Regions from separate parts of the Homo sapiens genome. Here region 1 is linked to region 2. Evidence: read pairs that join two places in POLR2A ChIA-PET (ENCODE). Cell type or tissue: HepG2. All regions are shown on one strand. Each heading gives the region's core, and the rest is flanking DNA. Links, peaks and the distances in the headings are about the cores only.

Region 1 (11,091 bases), core at 3,199-8,198, 240 kb before region 2:
GGGCTCGAGTAGGTCACCCTGTACCTGGAAACTTGCCCCTGTGGGCTTTCCCAAGCAATTTTGATGGAATCGACATCCACATCAGTGAATGCCAGTCCTTTAGGGCGATCAATGTCTGTTAGGCAAATTAATGGTAAGAGGTTATGTGAAAAGCAAGTTGTGAAATAAGCATTTTTATAACATGCAAAGCAGTTTTGCAGATACCATTTTCTTTGATGAAGTCCAATTAACCCACTATCAAAAGGAAAAATCACTTAAACACTTGCTTAATTTTTCTTGGTTTAGAAAATATGCAATGTTGCATCACTTATTAAAACATAGGTGTATGTGAGATAAGCAGATACCCTGCAAAATGTCCCCACAATGGGGATGTATTTATATTAATTTAAAGATATTCTACCACGATTTGATTTTTACAATGTGATGTTAGTCTCATAGACCTGGATTTTCTATACCTTGGAAGTGGTAAAGCTGATTTGCAATGTCAGATTCAAATTGTTATAATTGTTTTGTTTTGTTTTTTTTTGAGATGGAGTCTCACTCTATCACCTAGGCTGGGGTGCAGAGGCATGATCTTGGCTCACTGCAACTTCTGCCTCCTGGGTCCAAGTGATTCTTCTGCCTCAGCCTCCTGAGTAGCTGGGATTACAGGCACGTGCCACCGCGACTGGCTAATTTTTGTATTTTTAGTAGAGATGGGGTTTCACCATGTTGGTCAGGCTGGTCTCGAACTCCTGACCTCGTGATCCGCCTGCCTCAGCCTCCCAAAATGCTGGGATTACAGGCGTGAGCCCAGCCCTATAATGGTTCTTACACTCTTCTTTTCCCCTCTCTATTAAGCATTTATATTACACTCTGGTCCAGCCATAGCCCTTCAAATGCCCCAAACATAAAGCTACATGAGGCACACTTCAATCAACTTTACCATCCAGTTGTAGAAAAGACGGTCTAGGAAAATTTTTTGTAGATTTGCTATAGGCAAATAAGATTTCGCTGAGGCCATTTGAGCAAAAGAAATTCAAAGCACAGCAACTAACTATGGTGGTTTCACAACTTCTTTCTCTGTAAATTCCTCGCTTGGCACTGAGAAGGAAAAAAGATGTTCGTAAAGGGCTCAGCTCAAGACATAAACTAACCAACAAGTTCACTTTCCCTATGTGTAATTGCAAAAGACATGTCGTGGGCATTCAGACACCCAAGAACAAAATTTGACTTTGAAAATGGAAACCAAGCAGTGGTTACGTACTGGTTACTGCAGTCTGAACCAGAGGCTGACTCTCTCCGCTTGGATTCTGAGCATAGACACTAACCACATACTCCACTGTGGGCTGCAAGCCTTCAATAGTCATTTCTGTTTGATCTGCAAAGGGAGTGAAAAGCAAATGCAACATCCACGTCATCCACTATAAAGTCCTCAAGTGGCGTCTAGAGTTTGGTAGTAAACATATGGTGGCCTAGAATTTTTATTTGCAGAATTGTAACAAAAATATGGAGAGTCAGACTTTGATTTCCTCTTGGACAAACCTGTTCATTGCTAATACAAATTACCATATGGGAGTGAAGTCACACTCAAGGATAAGATCTAAAACTTAATATGATGCCCCCAACAATTAGTGATACTGCTCTCAGAAAAAATGAAAATTAACTTGACTCTAATAAATTGCCTTAAGATCCTAATTTCACAAGTATTCTATTTAAAAACAAAGACAACATAGCTAAAAAGAGCTGAAAAAGTCAGTTAGGCCATTTATCTCTTCTTAGTGTGAATGATAAACAAAACCAGAAGGGTGAATCTAGTAATTTAAGATGTCCATATCACTAAATAGAACTATCCATGTAAAAACAGAAATGCACTTAAGACTTCTACTGTGAAAAGGGTTGATAATGATCTTGAGCCCTGAACTCATGAATGGGGACAATGATGACATAGGACAAAAAAATACATAGTACTCACAACAAGGTAGCCATTTATATAAAAAAGAATATTAGGTGGTCCTACCCCATCTATCCTGTTGTATATGAGATGCAGATTACTCTTTTTTTTTTTTTTTCCCTGAGATGGAGTCTCTCACTCTGTCACCCAGGCTGGAGTGCAGTGGGGCTATCTTGGCTCACTGCAACCTCTGCCTCCAGACTTCAAGCCATTCTCCTGCCTCAGCCTCCTGAGTAGCTGGGATTACAGGCACAAGCCACCATGCCCAGCTAATTTTTTTGTATTTTTTAGTACAGACGGGGTTTCGCCATATTGGCCAGGCTGGTCTCGAACTCCTAACCTCAAGTGATCTGCCCGCATCAGCCTCCCAAAGTTCTGGGATTATAGGAGTGAGCCACCGCACCTGGCCGAGATGCAGATGATTCTTACCTGGACCTGCAGTTTTAGTTTTTGTTGGTCCTGGTCCATTTTTGGGAGTGGTGGTTACTCTGTAACCAGTAACAGGGGAACTTGAAGGCAGCCACTTGACACTAATGCTGTTGTCCTGAACATCGGTCACTTGCATCTGGGATGGTTTGTCAATTTCTACAAATAAAAGCAGGGAGAAACCAGTGAAGCCCCAGTCCTTGGAGACAAGATTGGACAAGTCCTCCTCTCTAGGTCTGGTACATATTCGAATGATCGCTTACATGAGAAAGGTATTTCTTCTCGAAAGAATACAGAGAGAGCTTTTAGAGGGATGGGGCAGGCATCTCAATACCATTTCCTATTTTTGAGATGGTTGCTTCATTCACAAAGAAGCTACATTCCACAAGCAGGTGTCTCTTCCTACTTTATCAACTCATCCATTCTTTTCCCACAAATACTTACTGAACACTCTCTATGCCTGTCGTATTGCAGACATGCGGAATATATCGACAAAACTGACTGAACTTCCTGCCCTTGGGGTGCTTCCTTCTTTATCTGGCTCAAAACTCTGTTCGCTGCAGGTGCTAGCTGCAGGTTGTTGCTCATTAAAAAGGAAAATCTATTCTACAATTAGAAAAATACCTTGGGAGAACATTGCAAAACAGTATCTGAATAAGTAAAAGCTGGTGTCACCCCAGAGTAGAAGTTTGTACCTGTTCGGTAATTAATGGAAATTGGCTTGCTGCTTGCGGGGCTGTCTCCACGGCCAGTGACAGCATACACAGTGATGGTATAATCAACTCCAGGTTTAAGGCCGCTGATGGTAGCTGTAGACTTGCTCCCAGGCACAGTGAACTCCTGGACAGGGCTATTTCCTCCTGTATGAAAAAGGGTTAGTTCAGAGTGTGAGGGGTTTAGAGCTACTTGGGTATTACTGATTAATTGAATTACCACATTTATAGCAGCATGTAAATCACATCTTCTTGCTTATTCCCTTTTAAAGAGCGCTATCTTGAACAGAAAGGGGTATTTATGCATGTAGCAAACCTTGGTAAGTGTATAAACATTGAGAGAAAATTACAGTTAGCGCTGTTTTAACATTTCAGCTTTAAAATGTCACTGAGTAGTAGAGTAGCATTAGAAGTGGGAGAAGGTAAGCCCTCAACCCAGGATTGCATGCATTGTGTCCTTTTTAAAACTTTTAACAGAATACATTCCTTTTAAATAAAATTTGGAAAATACAGAAAAGTAAAGAGAAGAAAAAATAAAAATCACTTATTTCCACCACTGATAATATGTTTGTGAATTTACAATCCTTTTATTTCCTCAGCTCTGCCGTTCCCCCTCTAGTTGTAGTATATAAACAACTTTTTATTTGGGTTTTAGAACAAATTATATCATCTATATCTTACGTATTTTCTTGGAAAAAACAAGGGCTCCGTTGAATGGACTTGCCAAAGTTTCTTTAATTCTTTGTTCACTGTTGGGCTTTCAGGTTATCCACAACAGAATCTGATTTAATCAGAGTGTAAAATAGCATTTTACTGCTGTACCTGTCTCTCCGTAAGTGATCCTGTAATATCTCACTGTGACAGCAGGAGCATCCCAGCTGATCAGTAGGCTGGTGGGGGTCGCAGCAACAACTTCCAGGTCCCTCGGAACATCAGAAACTAGAAAAAAAAGGGAAACTTTTCACATCCGTAATTTTCAAACAATATTCAGATTTACTGTTTGTTCATTTTCCAGATAATTGTCTTAATGATTCTTCCATACAATCATGTAAATACTACGTGTAATTAGCAGAATTTTATATTATGACGAATTCAAGATAAGGGGTTACAGAGCCCATTCAAATTGTGATAAAATGATTATTTCAAATTTGGGGAAGAGTTTTTTTCCCTCAACATTTTATTTGGAAAAATTTCAAAACTACAGAAAAGTTAAAAAAAAAAAAAAAAAAAAAAGTGATACAAGGCCGGGCGTGGTGGCTCACGCCTGTAATCCCAGCACTTTGGGAGGCCGAGGCGGGTGGATCATTTGAGGTCAGGAGTTCAAAACCAGCCTGGCCAACATGGTAAAATCCCATCTCTACTAAAAATACAAAAATTAGCCGGGCGTGGTGGCGGGCACCTGTAGTCCCAGCTACTTGGGAGGCTGAGGCAAGAGAATTGCTCGAGCCTGGGAGGCAGAGGTTGCAGTGAGCCAAGATCCCACCATTGCACTCCAGCCTGGGCGACAGAGCAAGACTCCATTTCAGGAAGAAAAAAAAAAAAAAAAAAGTAATACAATGAACACCTATATACCCTTCCCTTAGGTATTTGTCTCTGGCTTGACGACTTGAGACTAAAATACAGATAACATGATGCTACTGTTCCCGTAAGTACTTCAGCCTCTATCTGCTAAGAACAATGACACTATTACCCTAAAATTATATTTTTAAAGGTACTTTGAAACAGTGTTCAGTTTTCCACCTTTTTTTTTTTTTTTTTTGAGACAGAGTCTCCCTCTGTCACCAGGCTGGAGTGCAGTGACACAATCTTGGCTTACTGCAACCTCCGCCTCCTGGGTTCAAGCAATTCTCCTGCCTCAGCCTCCTGAGTAGCTGGGACTACAGGTGCATGCCACCACGCCCAGCTAATTTTTGTATTTTTAGTAGAGACGAGGTTTCATCATGTTGGCCAGGATGGTCTCGATCTCTTGACCTCGTGATCCACCCGCCTTGGCCTCCCAAAGTGCTGGGATTACAAGCGTGAGCCATTGCGCCTGGCCCTTTTTTTTTTTTTTTTTTTGAGACAGGGTCTTGCTCTGTCACCCAGGTTGGAGTGCAATGGCCTGATCTCAGCTCACTGCAACCTTCGCCTCCCAGGTTCAAAGATTCTCCTGCCTCAGCCTCCCCAGTAGCTGGGATTACAGGTGCATGCCACCACACCTTGCTAATTTTTGTATATTTAGTAGAGATGGGGTTTCACTATGTTGGCCAGGCTGGTCTTGAACTTCTGACCTCAAGTGATCTGCCCATTTCGGCCTCCCAAAGTGCTGAGATTACTGACGTGAGCCACCCCGTCCGGCCAATTTTCTACATTTTCAACAAAACTTGTGTTATTAGAAATGCATAAATACCCAAATCAGGTGAGAAATTTCTTGAGAGGAAAAAAATTATCTTCTTTACTGCCACCACGCCCGGGCTTCTTTACCATATTCTAAGGAAGATGTTTCTCCACATTTTCTCACTTCCCTCTCCATGTACCATGACAATGATCTATTTTTTTTTTTTTTTTTTTTTTTTTTGAGAGCTGATGACAGACAACAGCAAGCTACTTTACAGAATCTACCAACTGGGTAGGAAAGTCTTCTGAGTTTCTTTGCAGACAAGAAAAGTTACCTGTTGATTGTTGGCCAATCAATAAGGGACTTTCCTCTCTGCCATTAAGAGCAACGATGCTGACCACATACTCTGTGCCTGGAGTGAGGTTGGTGAGGGTGATGGAATTCCGAGAGTGGGGCACCCGATCTTCTCGAGGTCTCCCACTGAAGTGCTCGGGATGATGGCGGATCCTGTAGCCAGTGATGGTGGCTCGAGGAGCAATCCAGTGCACAGTAAAAGAGTTGGCAGTAATATCAGAAAAGTCAATGCCAGTTGGGGAATCAAGACCTGTTTTTCCCACCCGGGGGAGGAAGAGAAAAAAAAAAGAAAAGACACCACCAGTTTAGGAAGTGAGGAAGGTGTAGGGGAAATTAACGTACATCCAACATTTCGTTCCTGTCTCATCAATACCATGATTTGCCATAAACCAAAGAGTAAGATGTACTGATTCTAAGCTACATATGAATTTTAAAATCTTAAATTGACTCAATTCAAAATAGCCAGCTCAAGCATTCATTTTTTTCTTGTGCTAAGTAATTCAAGCAGATTTTAGGGGTTATTACAGTAAGTTTCTGTGTCACATTTGGAGATAAGTGTTCAAGATCTTCTGAGAATTGACATTTTCAAATTCTTCAGTGTTCAAGTATTCTGTGTTTCTATCCTGTAAGTGTATCCTTCCAAGTAAAGCAAGATCTGCCCACTCTCAAAGTAAATGTTTGACTCTCAGAGAAGCCTCCTAAGCTCAAGAGGAAATTTATATGTCAACAGAGTGGTAATGATGCCAAACACAAAACTTTCTGAAACTAAAGACATTATCCCAGACAAATTACAATGCTGATAATTCCTCGTGAATTGACAGTTTTGAAAAATGCATTTTTCAAAAATGCACAAAAATTCAGAGTTTGTTGCAAATTCAAATCACTTAGTCTCTGGGACTTCCAGCAAATTTCTGTTTCAGTTACAGCATTTACTAGTTCTTTTCAATAAGAAACCAAACTAAGATATCATAAGTCCTTTTTGGAAGCAAGTGGACTATAAATAAATTAATGAATACACTAAAGTGTACCTTTTGAAAGAAAAAATTAAAAGCATTCATATTTAAGTATGTAATATTTATGAGATTCAATTCAACTTCCTTCTAGTAAATGCATATTTTATTAAGTAAAAAGAAAATGTAAACTTGCTGGCTTAGTAAAGGAAGACAAATAGATGACAATGAGTGTTGGGTCAGCCATTAGACAGAGCTGCCTAATGAAAAGGAATGTCTGCTAAATCTAAATAACAAAGATCTTCTTAGAAAATGTTTTTTAAAAGGACAGACAACAAATTTCTTAATTTGTTAGTGACTGAAAGTCTAGGTGATTGTTGAGTAAGGTATCTTTTAGTTTTTGAGACCAGCGATAAAATCATACTGTGATGACAAAGGTACACACACCATGACAACAAAAAATGGAGATGTATTTTTAGAAGTAGCATTTCATTTGTTATACAGAATTGATAGGCAAAAGCTACTGGATAGTCATACTGCCAACACCACTCACCTGTTTTCTGTCTTCCTCTAAGAGGTGTGCTCTCATGTTGTTCGTAGACACTGGAGACACTCACTACATATTCTGTACCAGGCAGGAGATCTGTAGGGGCAAATGGGGCTTATTTTAAAACTCTGCTCAAAAGCATGAGAAACTAAAGCACGCCCAGGACTATTTGAACTGATGAAATATCCAAATGTCCAGTCCTATAGCCTACTTACACCTAAGTGAACACTACAGCGAAGTGTTCAGTGAACAGACCTTGAGAAGGTCTGTAATTAGATGATAAGGAAGGGTCACCTTGCCCCATGGCCTCTCGAAGCCCTCCATTCCACCTGTGAGTGTGACTCAGCTGGATTTCGAGTGGGATGAAGTTGCTGCAACAGCTGGATATTTCTCGCATCCACCTGAGAGTATGTCTCTGGAGGGCACATGATAATCCTTGCTGTGGTGCTGTGGATTGCCATTTATGCCTCACAACAACCCTGGAAGGTAGTTTGCTCCTTTTAAAAGCAATTTCTTGTCATACAACGTACTGCATATCTTTAAAGTGATGGGTTTTTACATATGTGTGACTTGGGAGACCATCACCGCATTCAAGAAATGAACAAACCTATCACCTCTAAAAATTTGATTTACTACAATTATCTCCATTTTGTAAATGAAAAAACAAAAAACAAAACAAAAAAAAACTGAGGCACAGAGAAGTTATCTTCTTTAATTTACTTGCCCAGGATCATACTGGGATTGACCCAGGCCAGGACTAGTGGTCTTAATAATTAACCTTTACTGGAAAAAAGCCACACTTAGAAAGCAATCGGTTCTGCCATATTAAAATGAGAGCAGAATATTTTTTAAAAAATTAAATATACATCCCTGAGTATCTTGTTCCATTTTTTTTTATTTTTATTATTTTTTCTTTTTGACGAGGTTTTACTCTGTTGCCCAGGCCGGAGTGCAGTGGTGTGATCTTGGCTCACTGAAACCTCTGCCTCCTGGGTTCAAGTGATTCTCCTGCCTCAGACTCCTGAGTAGCTGGGATTACAGGTGCCTGCCACCATGCCTGGCTAATTTTTGTATTTTTAATAGAGACGGGGCTTCACCGTGTTAACCAGGCTTGGACTGGAAATCCTGACCTTGTGATCCACCCGCCTTGGCCTCTCAAAGTGCTGGGATTACAGGCGTGAGCCACTGTGCCCAGCTTCTTCTTCCATTTTGATACACAGTCAGGCATAGCTTAATGGTGGAGATACATTTTGATAAGTGTGTGATTTGGTGATTTTATTGTGTAAGCATCATAGAGTGTACCTACACAAACCTAGATGGGCTTGTAATCCCAGCACTTTGGGAGGCCGAGGAGGGTGGATCACTTGAGGTCAGGAGTTTGAAACCAGCCTGGCCAACATGGTGAAACCCCTCGTCTACTAAAAATACAAAAAAATTAGCTGGGCGTGGTGGCTCACGCCTGTAATCCCAGCTACTCGGGAGGCTGAGGCAGGAGAATCACTTGAGCCTTGGTGGTGGAGGTTGCAGTGAGCCCAGATCGTGCCACTGCACTCCATCCTGGGCAACAGAGGGAGACTCCGTCTCAAAAACAAAACAAAACAAAACAAAACAAAAAACCTAGATGGTAGAGCCTTTGACACACCTAAGCTATAAGCTATGTGGTCTAGCCTATTGCTCCTAGGCTATGAGCCTGTGCAGCATGTTACTGTACTGAACACTAGAGGCAACTGTAATATATGGTAAATATTTGTATATCTAAAAGATACAGAGAGTGAGGTTTCTAAATTTGGAACTCCTACTCACTAAACCCTCATTCCCCTGCACACCATTTGCCCTTCAGCGTTTCTATAAAGCCCCCTACAAAAGTTTGGAAAAGTGCCAGAATGGAGGACCAGATGCCTGGATTCCATTTCCACCATACTAGCTGGCCAGTGGCAATTTACTTAACTGCTGGGGACCTCGACGGCTTCATGTTTATTTGTTTGTTTATTTTTTTGAGACAGGGTCTCACTCTGTCACCCAGGCTGGAGTGCAGTGGCACGATCATGGCTTGCTGCAGCCTCAACCTCCCCAGGCTCAGGTGATCCTCCTACCTCAACTTCCTACATAGCTGAGACCACAGGTGTGCACCACCATGCCCGGCTAATTTTTGTATTTTTTGTAGAGACTTGGTCTCACTGTGTTGCCCAGGCTGGTCTCGAACTCCTGGGCTCAAGCAATTGGCCCACCTCAGCCTCCCAAAGTGCTGGGATTATACAGGCGAGAGCCACTGCACTGGTTTGCTTCATCTTTAAAAGAGGATAATAATGACTTTGCTAGGAGGGAGAGGGGCTACCCTGAGGTCATCTGTAGCATTAGGATTATAATAAGGTCTTAGAACACATGATTAGCATGTGACAGGTCTACGGCTAAGGGACAGACATTGTGATGCAGGGGCTTGTATACTGGGTGATGCTGTAATTAGTGATTCCAGGGTGCTCTAGAACAGAAGCAACAGCCCTGGGGTGGTGGATATGCCAATATAAAGATATTCTTGCCCTCAGCCACAAAGTAAGAAACCAAGATTATGGTCACGCTGAGCTGCTCTTCTTTGTGTTTCATTATCTAAATTATGTTTGAAAGGTAGATGTTTTCAGACTAATACTTGGTAATGTACCTAAATGTAAGCTATTTTTCCCTTATGTAGAATCTTTTGCTGTTGTTATATATTTGACTATTACAGTGAAAATAATAAAAAGCACTGTTTATGTGAAACACAGCACCATCTTGCAGCCTACTGTTTTATTCTTTAACAAAAGATGTCTATTCTATAATGGTTGGGACTAGAAAGAGACAATTTCCATAAATTGTTGTTATTTATTTAATGTCAGTTTTTTTTCTAAGCTCTCAGTCTTCTGAGAAATCCTTCTAACAGATTCTTTTTGAAGTACAAATTAAACTTCTGACTCTCTTCACAACAACATTCTAATCTAGACCAAACAATCAGTCACTTTTCTAAGTATTCAAATCCTAAATCAATCAACTGCTGACACTTTTTTTATAAAAATGAGAATAAAGCACATATGGTGACACTATTTTCAGTTCTCATTTTTTTCTCTAAAGATTTAGATTTAGTCATATAATTTCTCTTGATATTCACTTATTTTTACGTGCTTATTTAGAAGCAGAATTTGTTTGAAGTCATGGAACTTTCCTGCAGGTGTTTTTCCACTATGATTTTTTTAAAGCTGTAGATATCAAAAGTATATTAAGATAGCAACAAACATTACATCTTTCAAAATTAATGGAGCTGTGCATTGAATTCAGAGTTTAGTTTGTAGCTTGGTTGCAGCTCTCTTGCTCTTAGCTCCTCCTACTTGAGAATTTAGAATTCATTTGCTATGCTCTAGGTTAATATTTATGGAACAGATACATTCAACTGCTTACTTGTTAAGACCACTGCATTGTCTGAAGGAGAAATTGACAACTCTGCAACATCTTCCTCATTTTTCACAGGTGAGTAACGCACCAGGAAGTTGGTTAAATCAATGGATGGGGGTGGAGCCCAGGTGACACGCATGGTGTCTGGACCAATGTTGGTGAATCGCAGGTCAGTGGGAGGAGGAACAGCTGGTTTCGAACAAGAAGGAAGACTCAGTTAATGTAATTTTAAAATTAAAGCTAACGAAGTAGCTGGAAAGGTAAAATCAATATTTCATGCATAAAGGAAACAGAATCATAATCATGCAAACAGTCTAATCTAAGTCTATTTTAAGTTATAGTGTACTACTGTTAAAAATAAAACACTACACACAGTACTGTTAGGCCCCCTTTAACCTTTTTGCCATCATTGATATATTTAAAAAAAATTT
Region 2 (11,091 bases), core at 2,679-7,678:
GCACCCGGCATTTTCATCAGTATTTTTATTGGTTTGTTTCTTTTTTGGTTATGCATACTGAAAGTAAATCAACATATTAAAAAGCAAGAGAAAGAGATCAGAAAAGGAACGACATTTGTTAGTGGTTTCTGATTTATGAGTCTGAAGGACCTGTCACATTGAGCCTCGGCATGATATTAATTAGCTGCATGGCTGAAACGCCTTGTCAGTGTCGCACATTAAAGACGCACCTTGCAGCCGGGAAGGAGAGACTCTGAAGAGAGGGGAGGGGCGGCTGCAAATACAAACCACGCTGATCACTTTTGCCTGCATCTCCACACTGCTAACAAAAGGCAACTCACCGAGGCACACTTTCCGATTCTTGGTTTGTAAAAGCTGGTGAGAATATCAATGAAGCCCCACCTAATTTTTGCCTATTAATAATTCAGCTCCAGAAAGTGAAAAATATGAAAAACACAACCAGTTTTTCAGTCAATAAGAAAGGCCTTTTTTTTTTTTTTAATTTGGAGTCCTATGCAAGTGGCCTTGTCATGGCAGGGCCTTGACCAGCTCACAGCCGGTGTTCCATTTACAGTAACAGGGCGTGGCAGGTTGCGCAATAGGGCTGAACGGCGCAGTGCTCAGAGGAAGCCCCGACTGTCACGTTGTGCACGGAGTCTTGCAGTCTCTACAGGGGCCAAGAGCTGAGTCCATTTTCAGCCCCTCCACTTCTTCAGTGACATAGTCATCCTCTCCGTTAAGGGACACTGGTGGAAACACGTGCTAAAGCTAAAGAAGCTAAACAAATGCTGGGTGTTTTCAGGAAGGCTACTGAAAACATAGCAGAGAAGCCAGCTTACTCTTGATCCAAACCTCACTAGGCATGTTTGGTGCCATTCTGGGTGCCACATCTTAGGAAGAAGGCACAGAGCTGGGCAAGAATTCTTTCAGGTGGATCTCATGTGGGCCACAGATTGGTCTATTAATTACAGTTGTAACCACCCAACTTCCCCATGTTCCAGTCCCCAGTTGTCCACTGACCACAAAGACTCCTCACGACTGCCTCTCCAAGGAGTCTACCAAGAAAGCACCAGCATCGCTGGGTTGGTCTCTAGGTAGGCAGTCTTCAGGATGCTAGAGAGTTCTTCAACATGGAAGAACTGTGGCCTCCACCCAATCCTGTCTCCCACCTTGTCACTTGAGCCTCACAGGGACAGTGCCCACAGCCTTTGGAAGTCCTGCCTGTGTTTCTGACCTCCACCCTGCCCTACATTTACAAAGTATCTTGTTAAAGTGGTGCATCAGCTTTTGGTCCCCGATATCCTAATTGCCAAGGTGCCAACTCTGTATAAGATGCCATAAAGAGATCAGTTGCTGTCCCCTCCTCTTCACCCTCCACTTCTCTCCTCTTAGACTGTGCCTCCAAACTAACTCCTCCCTCCTTCAGATACAAATGAACCTGGCCCAGGGACATCAGTGATCCCAGAAGGGCCATACAAAGCCAAAATGAAGCCTTACCTTGGCAAGCTGAAATGTCCCATGACTCAACAAATCCTCACCAAATCTCTAGGAAGCATGAGTAGGGAAAATCCACCTTAGAAACAGAATCAGAGGTTGCAGTAATTTTTAGGTAGTCAGAAAGGCAGACAGAGATGCTGAAAGGTAGAGAGAGCCCTTCAGTTGTCTGTTCAGTCCAGTCCAGTGTGGTCTCCGCTGAACCACAAGCCCGTAAGTATAAGTAAGACACAATCCTTAAAAAAAAAAAAATCAAGCATGAAGAACGTCTACTACATCCATGGGACCAAGAGTAGGACATGCATTTTCTTGCTTCACCAGAGCTCGTGGAGACCCAGAGAGGAACTTAATTTAATAATTCAAAGGAGATATAACTTTTGCTGCCCCTTCTTCCAGACATCTGATAAGCCAGGATTCATTTTTATGTTCAGCTATGTGAGACCAAAGTAACTTCTCATGGTTGCCATGGGATACCTTCTAAATATGTGGCCTGATGTGATTTCCCCAAATTGTTAAGCAGTGAAAATATCATAGTTTCTAAGTATACAGATTTTTTTCAATTACATATCTAGATAAATGTGATATTTCCCCTTTGGGTTGTATGATATTAGACTTGGCTATGTTTCAGTAGATTTCAGTAACAGAATTAAAGACTTTCTAGCTACAGGGCATCAATAACTTAGAGACCAGTTAATTTGGGTTGACGATTTGAATGATGCCAACTTATTTTTTTTTTTTAACAGAGGAAATTTGTTTTGCAACAGAAAACATAAGAAATTTTCCCTGCTTGGAAGATACTCATACATACCAGGTATGCTCATCATACTTTGTATAAACCTTGACCAGTGAACTTTTATGTAGTGACTATTTGTTCAGTTGTCCTTCTTCTCTACTAAACATGGGCTCCTGGAGGGCATGGAGTGTGTTGTTTGTCTCTATCCCTAATGTCTAGCACAGTGACTGATGCATTGGCGGTATTCCATAAATGGTGGTTAATGAATTGTACTTGGACAAAGAGGCCTTGGAAGAAAGATAGTGATAGCGTCAAGGAATAAAATTTGTTTTGAATATAAGTCTTTGCCCCACCCACAATTTTTGGCTCTAGGGAGATAATAACAAAGATTTAACTGGAAATTCATTTCCCCACAAATATATAGAAACCCAGAAAATAGACTTAGGATTTAGAGCAGCAAGGCAATATCCTAGTAATCTACTGAAGCAGTTTGGCTGTTCTGCCACCCTGGAGGTAATTGTATTTGCGGTTGAGAAGGGATGCCACATCACATTATGTTGATCTGTATATCCATCACTGCCTGTGCTTTCCTCTGCCACCCCCTTGCATGATACAGTGTAATTCCAGTGATAGAGACTATTGTGACATTGCTAATATGAGGGAAAAAATAATTTTTTAAAATAAGGGATTTAGCAATGCCTGTGAAATGTTGAACATAGATACTTTTTAAAAAGTACTCATTTCTCATTTCTCTTTTACATGCTGGGATGTTTCCTTCAAGCCCTCCTTCATCTAAAGATGATGTAAATTTTCTGGCACATAAATCCCTCTTTCTTACCTTCCTTTTCATCGTTAAATACTCTTTCCTTTCTGAAGGGAAGCACAGTTCCCCAAAGCCCATTGGTTTGCAGCAGCTGCAATAGAAAAAACCTGTGTGGAGTTCAAGTTTTTTTTTTTGTTTGTTTGTTTTTTGTTTTCAGAAGGAGGGAGAAGGGAAGTTCTACCCAAACAGTAATGGCCAGGTAGGAGACTCATACCTATTCTCCATCAGCTCTCTCTGAATCTGCCTGGGTACTACCTGGGCCTTGTCTTCAGGGCTGCAGTTGCCATAACTTCATAGGTTTTTGCAAATTCAGCTCCCAGAAGATGTTTTGTTTATTATTGTTTGCCTGTGATTATGGCCTACAGCTGTAACCACGATTTCCAGCTGACTTGTCAGCAGTTCAGCCTAATTGCAGGCAAAAGGACTCAGCATAATGTAGGTAGGGACCACGTAAGGTGCTCTATACAATCACACAGCCCTGGGCTCCAATCCCGGCTATAGCTCTGTGACTCTGAACAGGTTACTTACTCTCTGAGCCCTTTAGTATACGTGTCTGTAATATCGGAATAAAAATATAGACTTCACTATATTGTCATGGAATTAAGTAAGGTGAGGTATGTAAAGGGTGTGGGAAAGAGGAGGCCCTATAAACAGTACAAATTCATTCCACTTTTGATTAGCTTCCTCTCTCTCCCAGTAGTAACAGAGGCTGCAAGATACAGAGGAAAATGGAAAACGCATCTTTGTTGGGATGCCCTGTTCACTCTTTCTGTCCCACCTCTTTTATATTCTCTTGCTATGGGAGGGCTGAAGGCCTCAGGATGAATGAGGGAAAATGAAGATGAAAACATGTTCTTAAGCGAAAACTTTTAAGAGAAGCAACAATACTTTCCTTGAATTCAAATTTTAAAAATCATAAATAGGCTTTGTATATTCTTTTTTTTTTTCTTTTTTTTTTGAGATGCAGTCTTGCTCTGTCACCCAGGCTAGAGTGCAGTGTTGCAATCTCGGCTCACTGCAACCTCCGCCTCCTAGGTTTGACTGATGCTCCTGCCTCAGCCTCCCGAGTAGCTGGGATTACAGGTGCCTGCCACCATGCCGGGCTAATTTTTTTGTATTTTTAGTAGAGACGGGGTTTTACCATATTGGCCAGGCTCGTCTCGAACTCCTGACCTCATGATCTGCCTGCCTCGGCCTCCCAAGTGCTGGGATTACAGGTGTGAGCCACCGCACCTGGCCAGCCTTTGTATATTTTTATCACTTATATTTGAATACTGTCCAAACAAACTTCCCAGATAAAAGTTCTAAGTTTAAGCTTTGGAAATGTGTTGCTGTGGCCACTTATACTCAAAGAAAAGAGAGGACGAGGGAGGGGGAAGGAAGGAAAGTACTCTGGATCCAAAAGTTCAGGGTAGTTTTACAACACTTTGACAACACTTACTTGCCTGGTCACAGCATTTGCTTTCTCTTACCAGCAGTTTCTTCAAGTTCATGGCATTGCACGTGGAGTGGCAGGACTTATGGAGCGGTTTTGATGCGATATGATACTCTGCCTTAAAACAACTCTAGAGAAAGACACAGGAGACACAAATGAAGTGAATAGACATGCCCTTTAATTAGCATATATTCAAAGACCTGTCATGATGGGGCGATATACTAGGACCTTCAGTTTAACATTACTTAAGTGGGTAAAATGTGCAGAGGAAATTTCTTTGGCCCCAGAGTCTATCTGTCATATACATTTGCTGGGTCCAGCTGTATTTCCTAAATGCTGAACATATCGTTCTGGCTGTTTATATTCTTGGCATCCAGCACTGCTGTGCATTCCCAAGCGCCAGAGAGCACGGAGCGCAGCAGTAGCTTTCCCTAAAAGGCCTGTAAAGCCATGACTAGTTTATTCTCTCAAGGATCCAAGGTACTTGTTAAAGCACAAGATCTGTTGCAACTGACGTGGCTCTGAATTAAATGTGTCGCAACACATTCTTAGGGAGACAGAGTTCCTTTGACTAACAGCCTCCATGTTTGTCAAAACTACTGTAAGCCAAAGGTTAGCAGCAGCATCTGGCAGCACAAAACCAAGTCTACAAAGCTAAAGTAAGCACTAGGCCAGTGAGTCCAATGCCTGCTACAGCTTACTCTCTCCACTGCTCGGTCTGGGTATGAATTTACAGACTACACTGGGTGCATAAAAACAGAGCAGAAACCTGGGTGATTCTTTTACTCCCAGAGAGAGATGCCCAACTCTGTTTTGGAACAGGCAATGTGGTGGATTTTCAAAAACATTTGTTTTCATTGATTATATATTTTAAATGAAAAAAATGACATTTTTAGGTAGCTCAGTTTAAGATATTCAAAATCTCATAGAGGCAGAAACATTAAAAAGGGCTGGGGGAGGGATAGCATTAGGAGAAATACCTAATGTAAGTGACAAGTTAATGGGTGCAGCAGACCAACATGGCACGTGTATACCTATGTAACAAACCTGCACGTTGTGCACATGTACCCCAGAGCTTAAAGTATAATGAAAAAAATAATTAATTAAAAATTTAAACAAAAAAGTAAGTCTAAGATCAAATGGCACAGGAATGCAGTGGAGGGACTTAACCCAGGCTGAGACAGGAGGGGAGGCAATGGTGGCACCATGGGGCTGCTACCAGTTTCCCTGGAACCCCAGATAACTCTGCAATCCGAATAACTGGACATACAGCATCCAGCTTGTTTACACACCTTCACTTTGAGCCACTGGGGGATGGGCAGATTGGTACACAGGTTTTCTAGAGGAGGCCTAAATTAAGGTTTAGAGTGCAAACTGAAACAAATGGGGAGGTGTCACTCTTATAAAGGTTAGAATCCAGCTTTCACTTGAGGCCGAATACTTCTGATGTCTCAGCTTTATGTGTGTTTAACACAGTAGGTATCAAAGCATCTGATATTTCAAAATGCACTTGTGGCCTACCTCTGACTCTGACCTAAAGAGGGAATGAAATAATTTGTAAGCATGGCAGATCAAGGAAAAAGAGAATTTGTTCTAGCAAAAGTCTTTAAAAGGTGATACCTTTGGATATGGAAGTTTCACTTAAAGAATTTTATTTCAAGTGAATACTTAAGAGAATATTTAGTTACAAGTATATCCATCACTGTTTTGTTTTCTTCTTGAAAGAAAGGAAAAACAGGAAGCCATCTAAATATTTGTCCAACAGTAACACATTATATGGTACAGTCCTATAATAGAATAATTTACAGTCTTTAAAAAGTGATTTTATAGAATAATATGAAAAAATGGAATGACATTGTTCAGAAAAAAAAAGCAAATTGAGAGTCATGCTATGAAAGACACTACAAAGAGGGTAAAATGACAAAATATTTGCAAATCATATATTGGATAAAGAACTTCTATCCAAAATACAAAAAAAAGTCAAAAAAACTCCATGAGAAACTAAAACCCAATTTTAAAATGAGCAAAGCATCTGAACAGATACATCACAAAAAAAATACTGATGGAAAATAAACATATGAAAAGATGCTTAACATCACTTGTGACTAGTGAAATGCAAATTAATACAACAATGAGATGCCAGTACACATCTATTCGAATAGCCAAAATCCAAAGCACTGATAATACAAATTGCTGGCAAGGAAGCTAAGCAACAGGAACTCTCATTCATTTCTGATGGGAATGCAAAATGATATAGCCACTTTAGAAGACAGCTTAGCAGTAAAGCAAAACTTAGTCTTACCATATGATCCAACAATCAGGCTCTCAATTATTTACCCAATTGATGTGAAAATATATGTCCATGTGCACAATATGTGCATGCACATGAAAAATCCACATGCAAAAATATTTGTAGCAGCTTTATTTATAATTGCCTAGAAGCAACTAATATGTCTTTTAATAGGTGAGTGGATCAATAAATTATGACACATACATATAATGGAATAATATTTAGCAATAAAAAGGAATGAGCTATCAAGCCATGCAAAAATATGGGTAAATCTTAAATGCATATTTCAAAGTGAAATAAGCCAATCTGAAAAGTTTGGATACCGTATGATCCAATTTTTATGACATTCTGGGTAAAAACAAAACAAACAAAAACTGCAGAGACGTCAAACAGATCCATGGTTGCCAGGGGTTTAGAAGAGAGATGGTCGAATAGGTGAAGCAAGGGAAGCTATTTTTTGGGTGGTGAAACTCTTCTGTATGATATTGCAATGGTAAATACTTAACACTGCATTTGTCAACATTTATAGAACTTTACAGCACAAAGAGTGAAACTTAAAGCGTGTGAATTTTCAAAAGTCATTTAAGAGTCCAGGGGATCCCGGGTTGGAATGCAGACTATGACAAAGGAATTTCCGTTAGAAATATATAAAACGACCTCACTGAAGAGAGTGGGGGTAAAAGTGCCAAACTAAATAACTTTTTGGAATGAGTGGAAAGTAAAACTGTACATAAGCACTGTACTCTAATTGGTAAAATTATTGCCCATGAGAATAGGGGTTAACAATTCTGAAACCACCATATGTGCATCCTAGAATTGAACAATTAAGTAAATAAATGGCAGATGGTGGAAACTAGGTTTCTCACTATTGGAGTAGGAGTTTACAGAGAAGCAAGAAAATAAGTCTAGAATGATTCATGTACTGGATTAGAGTTGGAGATATCAGCATGAACTCATATTTAGTTTAATATAGATACAAATGAATGTATAGGAAGAAATAATTATAGACATGTTTGCATACACCAGTTAGTGTACACCACATACATGTTTTCTTGCTCTGTTAGCTGAGAGAGCCTCAAAGCAACAAATTCAAGTACCAATGAGCCCACTCAGTGCCCAGATATTGATTTCTAATACCATTCTCCAATAAAAGAATCCAGAGCTCCTTGGAGAAATGGCTGATCTCAGGTCAGGCAGGGAGAATGTAAGTCTGAAGCATCTTGTAAGTGCCAGAAAGTAAAACTTGCTCAAGAAAACCCACAACAATGGGGCATGTCAAAGGGACACAGCAGCCAACTGAAGAGCTCCCAATGGCCAAACCTGGAACAATTTGAGCAAAAAGATAAATAACAGTGTTGGATTATAACCCATAATAATGAATAAATATCAGTTAATATTGTTACAAATAAGTGATTGAATATATAAGTGAGAGAGAATAAAAAATATATAAATTATCTGTAAAGAAGAATTCCAAATAATTTATGTAGATACTGCCCCACTTTAAGGAGTAGAACATAACTTCCCATTTCTTAACAGTGGGCTCTACACAGTGACTTCCTTCCAAAAAGCACAGTATGAAAAGTGTAACTTCATTGTGGAGAGAACTGACAAGCTACCTCAGCCAGATGATCGAGGTTGACATGTACAGTAATAAGTCATGCTGATAGTATGTATCCTTGATATGTTGGGATGATAATGGCATTTCTGGGGTTCTCCTCCCCAATATTCATAACCCCAGCATAATCATGAGAAAAAAACAAACATCTCAAATGAGGGACATTCTACAAAACAACTAACCATTATTATTCAAAACTGTCAAAGTCATCAAGAACAAGGAAGCGTGAGAAACAGTTATAATCTAAGCAGCCTAAAGACACAATAATTAAATGTAATGTGGTATCCTGGATGGGATTCTCGAACAGAAAAGGAATATAGGGTAAAAAGTAAAGAAATATGAATAAAGAAAGCATTGACTTCAGTTAGTAATAATGTATACTGTAACAATGTGGTCTATATGGGAAGTCTCCACTATCTTTACAACTTAAAAAATTTAAGCTTTAAGTATAAATCTTAAACTAATATAAAATAGAAAGTTAATTAAACAAAGAGCGTGTTCTATAATTTTTCTGAATTTGTAGTTAGATAGATATTTAGATAGATAGATAGATACACATATGGCCACATAGAAAAAAAGAAAAAAGCTATATCAAAATATTAACAGTGGCTATTGGTGGTGGTGTGATTAGAAAGTATTATTTCCTTATTTTGTTCATCTGTATATATGATTTCATAATACAAAAACAAAAATAAATTGTGAGTCTTTATTTGGACCAGAATACTTCCCTAAGTACAAAAATAAGAATCATATCTAGTATTTAAAATTTCTAAAAATATTTAACAGGCATGCAGTATGGAATAATTCTGTCGGGGAACAATATAAAAATTACTTTTTAATTTAAAACTCTTCTCCCAGTATGCTCTTTGATAGTGCCTAAGGATAAATGTAAAGAAGAATAGTTATTTCTTAAACTAAGAATTTGACAAAACATAGCCCAGAAAGAGTCTCAAGTTAATCTTCCAGAGGAATTCCAATTCCCTCTTTTAATTCATTCACTTTCCTGATTCTAATTTCTTATGTAATTTAAGATGTTTTAAAACCTCTAGAGAGGCTGGTCTGAGGCTCCAAGGAGGTGCTCTCAGATGACCCTTGAATTCCGTTCTAAGCACACCTCCTAGAGCAGACTCTTGCCTTGTAGATTAGGAGATGATGGTTGTGCACAACGTCAGAATGCTGGTAATGTCATTAACACCTTCTCCAGTGAGAAGCAATTAGCTATTTTCAACAAAAATGTATTCTGTAATTCCCATGATGCCTTCGCTTACTCTTTTCAAAATTATTCAATCATTCTGTGCTTGAATTTATTTGAGATAGGCCATATATAGATATAAAATTATATATATAATATATAATATATATTATATTATATATTTATATATAATATTTATATATAAATAATATATAAATATATTATATAAAATTATATATTATATATAATTTTTAAAACAGTTAAACATGCACTGTTTTATTTCAGTGAATGGAAGATTTTGTTTTAACTTTTATTTTAGGTTCTGGAGTATATGACCAGGTTTGTTATATAGGTAAATTGCACGTCTTGGGGGTTTGGTGTACAGATTATTTCATCACCCAGGTAATAAGCGTAGTACATAATAGGTAGTTTTTGGATCCTCTCCCTCCTCCCACCCTCCACCCTCGAATAAGCCTTGGTCTCTGTTGTTCCCTTCTTTGTGTCCATATGTACTCAGTGTTTAGCTCCCATTTATAAGTGAGAACATACAGTATTTGGTTTTCTGTTTCTGTGTTAGTTTGCTTAGAATTATGGCCTCCAGCTCCATACATGTTGCTGCAAAGAATATAATCTTGTTCTTTTTTATGGCTGTGTAGTATTCTGTGGCGTATATGTATTAGATTGGTGCAAAAGTAAATGCAGTTTTTGCTATTACTGTCAAATGGCAACAATCACAATTACTTTTGCACCAACCTTTATGACATTTTATTTATCCAGTCTATTGTTGATGGGCATTTAGGTTGATTCCATGACTTTGCTATTGTGAAAAGTGCTGTGATGAACATAAGCATGCATGTGTCTTTATGGTAGAATAATTTCTATTCATTTGGGTATATACCCAATAATAGGATTGCTGCATCAAATAATACTTCTGTTATTTGTTCTTTGAGAAATTGCTACACTGCTTTCTACAATGGCTGAACTAATTTACATTCTCACCAGCAGTGTATAAGTATTCCCTTTTCTCTGCAACCTTGCCAGCATCTGTTATTTTTTGACTTTTTAATAATGGCCATTTTGACTGGTATGAGATGGTATCTCATTGTGGTTTTGATTGCCTTTCTCTAAAGATCATTGATATTAAGGCATTTTTTCATATGCTTTTTGTCCACCTGTATGTTTTCTTTTGAAAAGTGTTTGTTCATATCCTTTGCCCACTTTTTAATGGGGTTTTTTGTTTTTTGCTAGTTAATTTAAGTTCCTTATAGATACTGGATATTAGACCTTTGTCAGATGCAGTTTGCAAATATTTTCTCCCATTCTATACGTTGTCTGTTTACTCTGCTGATGGTTTATTTTGCTGTGCAGGAGCTCTTAGTTTACTTACATCCCACTTATCACTTTTTGTTTTTGTTGCAATTGCTTTTGGTGTCTTTGTCATGAAATCTTTGTCAGGGCCTATGTCCTGAATGGTATATCCTAGGTTATCTTCCAGGGTTTTATAGTTTT

Evidence for each region. ChIA-PET counts read pairs that join two places held together with the same protein. Peaks named below come from ENCODE experiments on the same cell type or tissue, not always from the same donor. Only the 100,000 strongest peaks of a DNase experiment are listed, where the experiment ranks them.
Region 1: POLR2A ChIA-PET joins it to region 2 with 5 read pairs; 2 of 35 experiments call an interaction of 5 or more read pairs at or near these places.

What each region holds. Positions count from the first base shown.
Region 1 is chr2:215,380,966-215,392,056 of GRCh38, forward strand. FN1 (fibronectin 1) reads right to left here. Exons shown (of 46, transcript NM_212482.4): 26 at 10,667-10,849; 27 at 7,247-7,336; 28 at 5,724-5,993; 29 at 3,895-4,011; 30 at 3,055-3,219; 31 at 2,363-2,518; 32 at 1,247-1,360; 33 at 1-115. Among named protein-coding and RNA genes, the nearest start is that of FN1-DT, 49 kb to the right of the region's middle. RefSeq lists an enhancer at 10,232-11,091. In HepG2, for the core only: no CTCF peak of the experiment used is centred there; no DNase peak of the experiment used is centred there.
Region 2 is chr2:215,619,621-215,630,711 of GRCh38, forward strand. LINC00607 (long intergenic non-protein coding RNA 607) reads right to left here. Exons shown (of 10, transcript NR_037195.1): 6 at 4,492-4,615; 7 at 3,066-3,141; 8 at 1,498-1,730. LOC102724861 (a long non-coding RNA gene) reads left to right here. Exons shown (of 8, transcript NR_187737.1): 2 at 2,238-2,305. Among named protein-coding and RNA genes, the nearest start is that of LINC01614, 93 kb to the right of the region's middle. RefSeq lists enhancers at 466-760, 7,058-7,559. In HepG2, for the core only: no CTCF peak of the experiment used is centred there; a DNase peak (open chromatin) is centred at 5,051.